3 separate regions of the Homo sapiens genome follow, and regions 2 and 3 are each linked to region 1. A link is a contact called in ENCODE Hi-C data. All regions are on one chromosome and are shown on one strand. The core of a region is the stretch at or near the end of the contact, and the rest is flanking DNA. Distances in the headings are between cores, read along the strand shown.

Evidence for each region. A loop is a pair of places that touch in the nucleus more often than their neighbours do. Pooled maps may share reads with other maps.
Region 2: a map of heart left ventricle shows a loop between it and region 1 (10-fold over the local background). The contact joins the promoter of CAD here to the promoter of CCDC121 in region 1. A Hi-C loop is called at or near these places in 2 of 168 maps with a recorded cell type or tissue (CD8-positive, alpha-beta T cell and heart left ventricle) and 9 of 50 pooled maps.
Region 3: a loop to region 1 is called in a pooled map, with 12 times the contacts of the local background. The contact joins the promoter of PREB here to the promoter of CCDC121 in region 1. A Hi-C loop is called at or near these places in 7 of 50 pooled maps.

The regions. Positions count from the first base shown.
Region 1 is chr2:27,627,599-27,630,298 of GRCh38, reverse strand. CCDC121 (coiled-coil domain containing 121) reads left to right here and starts at 1,287. Exons shown (of 2, transcript NM_024584.5): 1 at 1,287-1,349; 2 at 2,382-2,700. The coding sequence starts at 2,500. GPN1 (GPN-loop GTPase 1) reads right to left here and starts at 1,249. Exons shown (of 14, transcript NM_007266.4): 1 at 1,130-1,249; 2 at 347-440. The coding sequence starts at 1,240. RefSeq lists enhancers at 1,005-1,104, 1,145-1,454, 1,515-1,574 and a silencer at 2,023-2,317.
Region 2 is chr2:27,215,996-27,218,695 of GRCh38, reverse strand. It overlaps CAD (carbamoyl-phosphate synthetase 2, aspartate transcarbamylase, and dihydroorotase), which reads right to left and starts at 1,327. Exons shown (of 44, transcript NM_004341.5): 1 at 1,063-1,327; 2 at 680-819. The coding sequence starts at 1,144. It overlaps ATRAID (all-trans retinoic acid induced differentiation factor), which reads right to left. Exons shown (of 7, transcript NM_001170795.4): 6 at 2,076-2,173; 7 at 1,539-1,852. The coding sequence ends at 1,748. RefSeq lists a silencer at 1,226-1,455.
Region 3 is chr2:27,133,290-27,135,989 of GRCh38, reverse strand. PREB (prolactin regulatory element binding) reads left to right here and starts at 1,354. Exons shown (of 9, transcript NM_013388.6): 1 at 1,354-1,703; 2 at 2,269-2,458; 3 at 2,653-2,700. The coding sequence starts at 1,569. RefSeq lists enhancers at 1,416-1,465, 941-1,597 and a silencer at 1,536-1,635.

The DNA of each region.
Region 1 (2,700 bases), core at 38-2,537:
CAGGCTGGAGGCTTTACAGAGTCTCACTCTATTGACCAGGCTGGAGTGCAGTGGCACGATCTTGGCTCACTGCAACCTCTGCCACCCGGGTTCAAGCAACTCTCCTGCCTCAGCCTCCCGAGTAGCTGGAATTACAGGTGCCTGCCACCGTGCCTGGCTAATTTTTTGTATTTTTAGTAGAGATGGAGTTTCACCATCTTGGCCAGGCTGGTCTTGAACTCCTGACCTCGTGATCTACCTGCCTCGGCCTCCCAAAGTGCTGAGATTACAGCCGTGAGCCACCACGCCTGGCCTTTTCCATTCTCTTTAAAGCACTGCACACAAGTTATGTTACTGGTTTACTCACCAATATTGGCAGGAAAGGGAACTTCATGTACTGCTGGATCCAGGTTGATCACATACGGTGGAGTGCCTTGGGCATGCAGGTGTCCTGTGAGCCTCTGCAGAGATATGGGGAGAGGGTTGGAAGGAGACAAAGAGGGGACAAGAGAGAACTTCCATTCCTTTAACACCCATGCCTTAAGAATATTGCACTTAGATTTTCTTCTACCTGAAATATCCACCATGTCCACCTCCAAGATACAACTCTCAGTTCAAATGCTACCTTTCTTCATCACCCATCTAACAAAGCTTCCCCTACTCGTAGTCACTTGTTTACTTGTTTTGATTCTTCGTATGTGGGTTTTCTCTATCTCCTCCATTAAATATTTGGCCCCACGAATGAATCTTGTCAACCTCATTTTCGCTATATCCCCAGTGAATGGAACATGACAGGCGTGCAAGAAATATTTGGCAAATCTTCACCAAAACCTGTGTGCTAGCACTGTATTAATCTTTAAAGTTACTTGTAACTTGCCTCCGAGAAACGCAATTTTATCAGCAAGACAATTCCTGTACAACGTGGTAAGCTGGACCGAGTATGCCCTGAAGGTGCGCAGAAGAGAGCCTTAATTAACCTGGCTAGGGCCCGAGGAGGCTTTGCCGGGGAAGGAACTAAAGTTGATGGGAAGCCCCCGAAAGCCATGCGCCGGTACCCTCCAAATCCTCTTCCCTCCCTTTCTTCCTGGCCTTCCGCCTGCCGGAGGCAACCTTTTGCGCTCCCCTACTACACCCATGCTGTGTACGTCACCTGTACAAAAGTGGTTTTCCCGGATCCCGCCATTCCCAACACCAACAGACACACTGGGTGCCGCGGACCCCCAGAAGCCTGGAGCTCAGCGGCAGCTGCGGACGCCGCCATCTTCCTCCTGGCCCCACCCACCCGACCATAGAGACACCGCATGGGTAGAGAAACTTCCGCAATGTTCTGGGCTGCGAACGAAAACCACCACAGCGTCAGAAAGGAGCGGGTGAGGGGCGCGGCGGTTGCCAGGGCATCTTCTTAGCGTCGGGCAGGGCTGATGAGTCAACTAGTGACAGTGGCGAGGAAGTGGGGGCGCTGAGCAAGCGAGAGGAAGGCTGAAGGGAGCTAGGAAAAGGGCGCTGATCTCTGCAGCCTGGGAGGGCTTTTGTCTCCCGGAGGAAGGCCAGAAGAGATGGGGTCCCGAGGGCAGGGCTCACACAGCAAGAAAACGAGGAGCATGCCTGTCATTTTGAGCCCACAGAGAACGGGGAGCGGAGCCACTGGAGGACCGGCTGCTCGGGCTTATTCGGTAGCCGAGGCGGTTAAACAGTTCAGGGCTGGACCAGCCGGGACTGGAGCAGGGTGCAGTCTCCAGGGTTGCTGGGCAGCACCGAGACCCTTTGAGCACCGAACGAATAAACTACGGGAGCTTTCCACACTTGCACATTGTTCCCGCGAGTTGCAGACGCAGGTTCCTGATGCTAGCGCTCATTCCTTGGCAGTCACCCTCAGTGAACTACACAGTTGCCGTGACCTTCAGGATGAATGCTTGGATTCCAGGTGCAAGTAGGTACTGGAGGGGAGCTTCCTCCCCTCCAGTCACTGAAGGTCCCTCAGAAACTCAGGAAAGATGATGAAAGAGCCTAGAAAATTATTTCTACTCCTGACCACCCAGTCTGTTTCTGTGACCCTTTGTAGCTGCAAACAGTGTTCAGTAAGTCATAAGATCTGGCTTTAATACCCAGGCTCTGCCACTTGCTAGTGGTGTGAGTCATGGGCAAGTCACTTAAACTCTCTGAACCTGTTTTCTCCTTTTTTAAAACTGAGGTAATACCTCCCAGGGTTGTAGTGAATGCACGTTGTAAATGACGAGCTACATTCCTCATCCTTTACCACTAGCTGGATTCCCCACACCTTGCATAATGTCTGGAACATTCTGGTGCTCAGAAATATTCTCTTGTATGAATGAAGGACAGTTGTGCACTTACTTCCTAAAGTTTCATTAACTGACAGAGGAATGTCTCGTTTGTTCTTTCAGGTTTGCTGAGGGCCCCAGAAGGCTCCTTCCACCGTATCATAGTCTAATAAATAATTTTGTCAAGCCAGAGAAGCTAACAAAGGTAGAGACAAGGCTTAAAGAAAAGATAGTGGCGGAAATGACGGATCTGAACAAGCATATAAAACAAGCTCAAACCCAGCGGAAACAGCTACTGGAGGAATCCAGGGAGCTACACCGAGAAAAGTTACTTGTCCAGGCTGAAAACAGATTCTTTCTGGAATACCTGACTAACAAAACTGAAGAGTACACAGAGCAACCTGAGAAGGTATGGAACAGCTATTTACAAAAAAGTGGAGAG
Region 2 (2,700 bases), core at 78-2,577, 410 kb after region 1:
CCTCACTGTAGGAAGAAACTCAGTTTTCTCACCTAGAGGTAAGAACACAACTGAAAAGCAGAGAATCAGACGAGGCCATGTCAGTAGGTCTAGAAGATAATGTCACTGGTTTTGTAGGTAAACTGGCACTCACTGTCACAGAGAAGTATGTGACCCTAGTTTCCAGTCTCTTTCCACTAATTTATGTAGTCCTAAAAAGCACTGCTCCCATCTGACTCTGCTGCTAAAAAAAAACCTTCAATGGATCCTTTACCAAACTAAGCTGACTCTGCTTTGGCTTCAGGTCCCTCCATGCCCACCGGATTTAACTTATCTGCAGGCTTTTTTCTCCTGACTTCTGCATGCCTAACAAGTTGGACAAGGCTGTTCCCTTACACCTCTTTTACTTTTCCTTGATCCATGCCTTCACTACATACAGAATGCTTTCAGCTATACCTGGAGCCTTGATGCCCTTAACAAAGGCGGTAGCTTTTTCCTGAGGCCTCCAACACTCTGTGCCTCCCAAGGCACTTAACAACCCCTAACTACAGTTACTAGTGATCTTAGTCCTTGACTTTACTACTTCAGTGGGTATGTTTTCTGCAGGATGCCCAGCAGGGTGTCAACGTCTCCTACTTCACTAATAGTTAACAATTACTGACTTGAAAAGGAATGTAGAGAAAGCACTGGGTGTGGCTACCTTGCAGAGACCGAACTCATCCATTTCATCTGGGGGGATGCCATAGTTGCCGATCAGAGGATAGGTGAGCACTAAGATCTGTGCCTTGTAGGAGGGATCAGTGAGGGCCTCGGGGTAGCCGACCATGCCGGTTTGAAACACTGCAAGAAAGAAGCAGGGCTGGGCTCCGGTAGGGCACCCTTCGGAACACTCCCCGCGCGATGAGCACGCCCCAGTGGAGGCTGCCTTGGTCGCGAGGGGTTTATGGCGCTGGGGCCCATGGGCACCGAATGGGGGAAGGGGGTACGCTGGCGGGAAAATGGCGGGGTCTGGACGGGGAAGGTTGGGAGGAGAGGCGCATCACAGAGTGGGATAAGGTCTGCAGCCTAACCGGGCTTGCTTACCCACTTCCCCGGCAGTCGACACGGCGGCCCCAAAGGGCTGGCCCCGCAGGACCGACCCGTCCTCCAACACTAGGGCCGCCATGGGAAGGGAGCTCAGAGGCGGGGGCGAGTACGGAGAAGCGGGAAGGACTGCAAACTCCACTGGAACCACGTGAGGACGGCGCGCCGGAGTCGGTCCACGTGGCTAACGGCGCGGGGCGCTGGAGAGAAGCCGGGCGCGGCAGCGTAGGAGCCTCGGGCGCGCTTGGCGGCAGCAGCAGAGACTGCGGCGGCGCGGACACAGGCGGCGTGAGGGGCGGGGCCGGGCACGTAAGGGGCGGGGTCCGCGGAGCCACGGGGAGTGGGCCCCCGTGGTCTCCGCACTGCAAAACCGGGGGAAACCTGAAAAAACCGGCTGCCCTAAAGCAGTCCCTCCCACCCCAAGCAAGAAACACGTAAAGGCAGGGCGCCTTTCCTTAAAAAGAAAGAGAGGAAAAAAAAAGAAAAAAGTGTTTATTATAGGCAACAACACCAATGGGAACTGGTATTTGTCTACACCAAGGGAGTGCAATTTTTCATCTTCCAATGGCGGCCTCAACCTTGAGGCGAATCCACTGGCGAAAGATGCCTTTCTAGGAAGCAGAGCTCCCTGACTGGGCTAAGATAGTTCAGATTGATCTTAGGTCAATGGTAAGACCTATGTAGTTCATGAAGTCTTGGCTTTTCGGCGCTGGGTCGCCCAAAGCAGAATGGAGACGGATAGAGTGGTGGCTCCCAGAATCCCGAAGAACATAAGCAGTGAGAACGAGCCCTGTGAACAACAGACCAAAAAACACCCCCATACAACGTTACACGGAGGGCCACATCCTAACACCTAGTTCTTTCCTAATATACCTATCACTTTGTCTAGGGCAATTCTATAGTTTTCCACCTATAGGAAATTTGTATCAGCTCCTGGTCTTGTGGCTCTCCTTTCTGAGAAGACTTGCTCTATGCATTCCTTGTATCCCTAGTTAGACGGCCTAATTCCTCACCTGGCGCATACACTTGTATCCATGGAAACCATCAGCACAAACACACTGCAAAAGACCTGGACCATCAGGTACACAAGATCCATTCTCAGGACACATTTCTGGAGGCCAGAGAGAAATAGAGAACATCACTTTATCCATTTCATTAGGCATATTTCTCAATTATCTGTTTCAACTTAGATTCTCTCAATCATTGCTAGGATAAAGGAAGAAGAAAGAAAATTACAGATAAAAACAGTAACAATAATGTCAGGCCTCTGAGCCCAAGCTAAGCTATCATATCCCCTGTGACCTGCACGTATACATCCAGATGGTCTGAAGCAACTGAAGATCCACAAAAGAAATGAAAATAGCCTTAACTGATGACATTCCACCATTGTGATTTGTTTCTGCCCCACCCTAACTGATCAATATACTTTGTAATCTCCCTTACCCTTAAGAAGTTTCCTTGTAATCTCTCCCACGCTTAAGAAGGTTCTTTGTAATTCTCCCCACCCTTGAGAATGTACTTTGTAAGATCCATCCCCTGCCCGCAAAACAGCACTCCTAACTCCACTGCCTACCCCAAAACCTGTAAGAACTAATGATAATCCCACCACCCTTTGCTGACTCTCTTTTTGGACTCAGC
Region 3 (2,700 bases), core at 105-2,604, 490 kb after region 1:
GAAGCCACTGCGCTATTCCTCTGGGTGCACCTTAGGTTAATGAGAATGCAGGAGAGGGCGTCTCTTTGCAGGGAAGGACATCCCTTGTGCTCGCTCTCAGGAGTGCACAAAGGTCCTCATCAGATCAGAAACCCGAGGGAGAATGGAGTGTCAGGCGCAGAAGATACCTGCCCGGGAGCCAAACTGCCCCCTCTGAGGCCAGCAAAGCAGCTGGCCACCCACCAAGCCACCAGCCCAGGAGTGTGAAGCCTTGAGAAAGGGAATGGCAGACACCACCCCTGCCAAAAGTGGGCGATAGGCGTTAAGGATGACAGACGTGTCCTCATACGAGGAAGCAATGGATTCAGCATTTGAAGTCAGGTTTATTTTTAAGTTCATGCTGCCTCCGTTAAGAAGCAAGAGACTCCGGTGGTTTCTGGTGTGTGCCCTCGGGCAAATCACTTCCTCTCTGAGGTAAGATGCAAAGGCCTGTGCTCCTAGGAGTTGGCATATCACTCCTCAGATGGGAACAGTCCTTATTTGAGGATTTTATGTGTGTGAGAGACAGGGTCTAGCTCTGTTGCCCAGGGGCTGGAGTGCAGTGGTGACATCACTGGTGGTCCAGCGCAGCCTCGACCTCCCAGTCTCAAGTGATCCTCCCGCCTGAGCCTCCTGGGCACCTGGGCCCACAGGTGCCACGATGTTTGGCTAATTTTTAAATATTTCGTAGGGACGGATCCCCATGTTGCCCAGGCTGTCTCGAAAGCCTGGGCTCAAGCCATCCTCCTCTCTCGGACTTTCCGAAAGTGTTGGGATTACAGGAGGATTACAGGCATGAACCACCGTGCCTGGCAGAGGATTTTTTTTTTTTTGAGACGGAGTTTCACTCTTGTTGCTTGTTGCCCAGGCTGAAGAGCAATGGCAATGGCGCGATCTCGGCTCACTGCAACCTCTACTTCCCAGGTTCAAGTGATTCTCCTGCCTCAGGCTCCCGAGTAGCTGGGATTACAGGCGCACGCCACCACGCCCTTTGTATTTTTGGTAGAGACGGGGTTTCTCCATGTTGGTCAGGCTGGTCTCGAACTCCTGATCCGCCCGCCTAGGACTCACAAAGTGCTGGGATTACAGGCGCGAGTCGGATTTCTTTATTAAAGGTTGACCTTCATCAACCTCCATTGGCTCCACCTCCTCCGCCCGCGCCCCGCGCCCCGCACAAAAATGGCGAAGTCGGTGCTGGGCGACTCTGCCTCCGCGCCAGGGGTGGAGAACCGAAGCCCCGCCCCGGGAAACGCGGCCCCGCGGCCGGCTAGTGCTGACGCGTGTCGGCGCTCCTGCGCCTGCGCGGAGGGAGCCGCGAGACAGGTGCGCATGCGCAGTGCGCGTCTGCGAGACCGACTTGGACGGAGCCGAGCTGAGGCTCGGCTTCCTGCTGATGGTCAGGGTTTTGGCAACTCCCCGGTGTGAGAGGGGTAGGGAGTGCTCCCGGCGGCGACGGGGCCGAGTTCACCAGCCGCCGGGGCAGTAGTCGAAGGCCCGGCGCGGCATGTCCTGGGTGCCGCGGTGCGGGCAGTGAACGCGCGCCGGGCGGGATGGGCCGGCGCCGGGCGCCAGAGCTGTACCGGGCTCCGTTCCCGTTGTACGCGCTTCAGGTCGACCCCAGCACTGGGCTGCTCATCGCTGCGGGCGGAGGAGGCGCCGCCAAGACAGGCATAAAGAATGGCGTGGTGAGAGCGCAGGGCCACTGGGGCTGGGTCTTGCTGCGGGCTGGCGGCGATTCCAGGGTGGCCGGGGGGTCGCGGGGCGGGCCACACTCCAGCTTCGGGCCCTGCCCACTTCTGTTGGGAAGACCCGCTTGCCTGACGCCCAGGGGCGAATTTCAGTCGAGAACTCAGCGGGCGGAGGAGAGGCTTTTAAGGTAAAGTGAAAACTGCACACAGCTGCAGAGTCGCCAGGAACGCTTCAGCTCCGCCTCAGAGCAGCTCCAGGGGTCTTATACTGGCCTTTTCCGGGAGGTCTTGCCTGCCCTCTAGCAGCGGCGAGAGTGGTGCATTTGGGTTTAGGCTAAGTTCCTTCCCTCTCCTGAGCTTCACCCTGTTCTGTAAAATAGAGGTAATAATCCCAGTCCTGCTCACTGTGTAGATTTGTGAGGCCCAAATGAGAGAAAAAAGACTCGAGAAACCCTTGTGAACTAGAACGTGCAGAAAGCAAAGGGGTAAGACATCAGACTCTTCCCTAAACGTGCTCTCTGGGCACCCCTGAACTTGCTCATCCGGGTTCCCCCTCCCACAGCACTTTCTGCAGCTAGAGCTGATTAATGGGCGCTTGAGTGCCTCCTTGCTGCACTCCCATGACACAGAGACACGGGCCACCATGAACTTGGCACTGGCTGGTGACATCCTTGCTGCAGGGCAGGATGCCCACTGTCAGCTCCTGCGCTTCCAGGCACATCAACAGCAGGGCAACAAGGCAGAGAAGGCCGGTGAGGAGCTCCCTCTCTACCCCCTTGGGGAAAGGGTTGAACGAGTAAGGTCACTCTTGGTGTCTCTAAAGAAGTGGGTCTGGAAGTAGGGTTTTGGTAGCAAGCTAGAAGTTGTATGGGCACCTGCCATGGAGAGAGGGGCCAGTACTCCTTACTGTAGAAGCCTGGAACCTGGCCAAGTGTTTGTGTTACAGGTTCCAAGGAGCAGGGGCCTCGACAAAGGAAGGGAGCAGCCCCAGCAG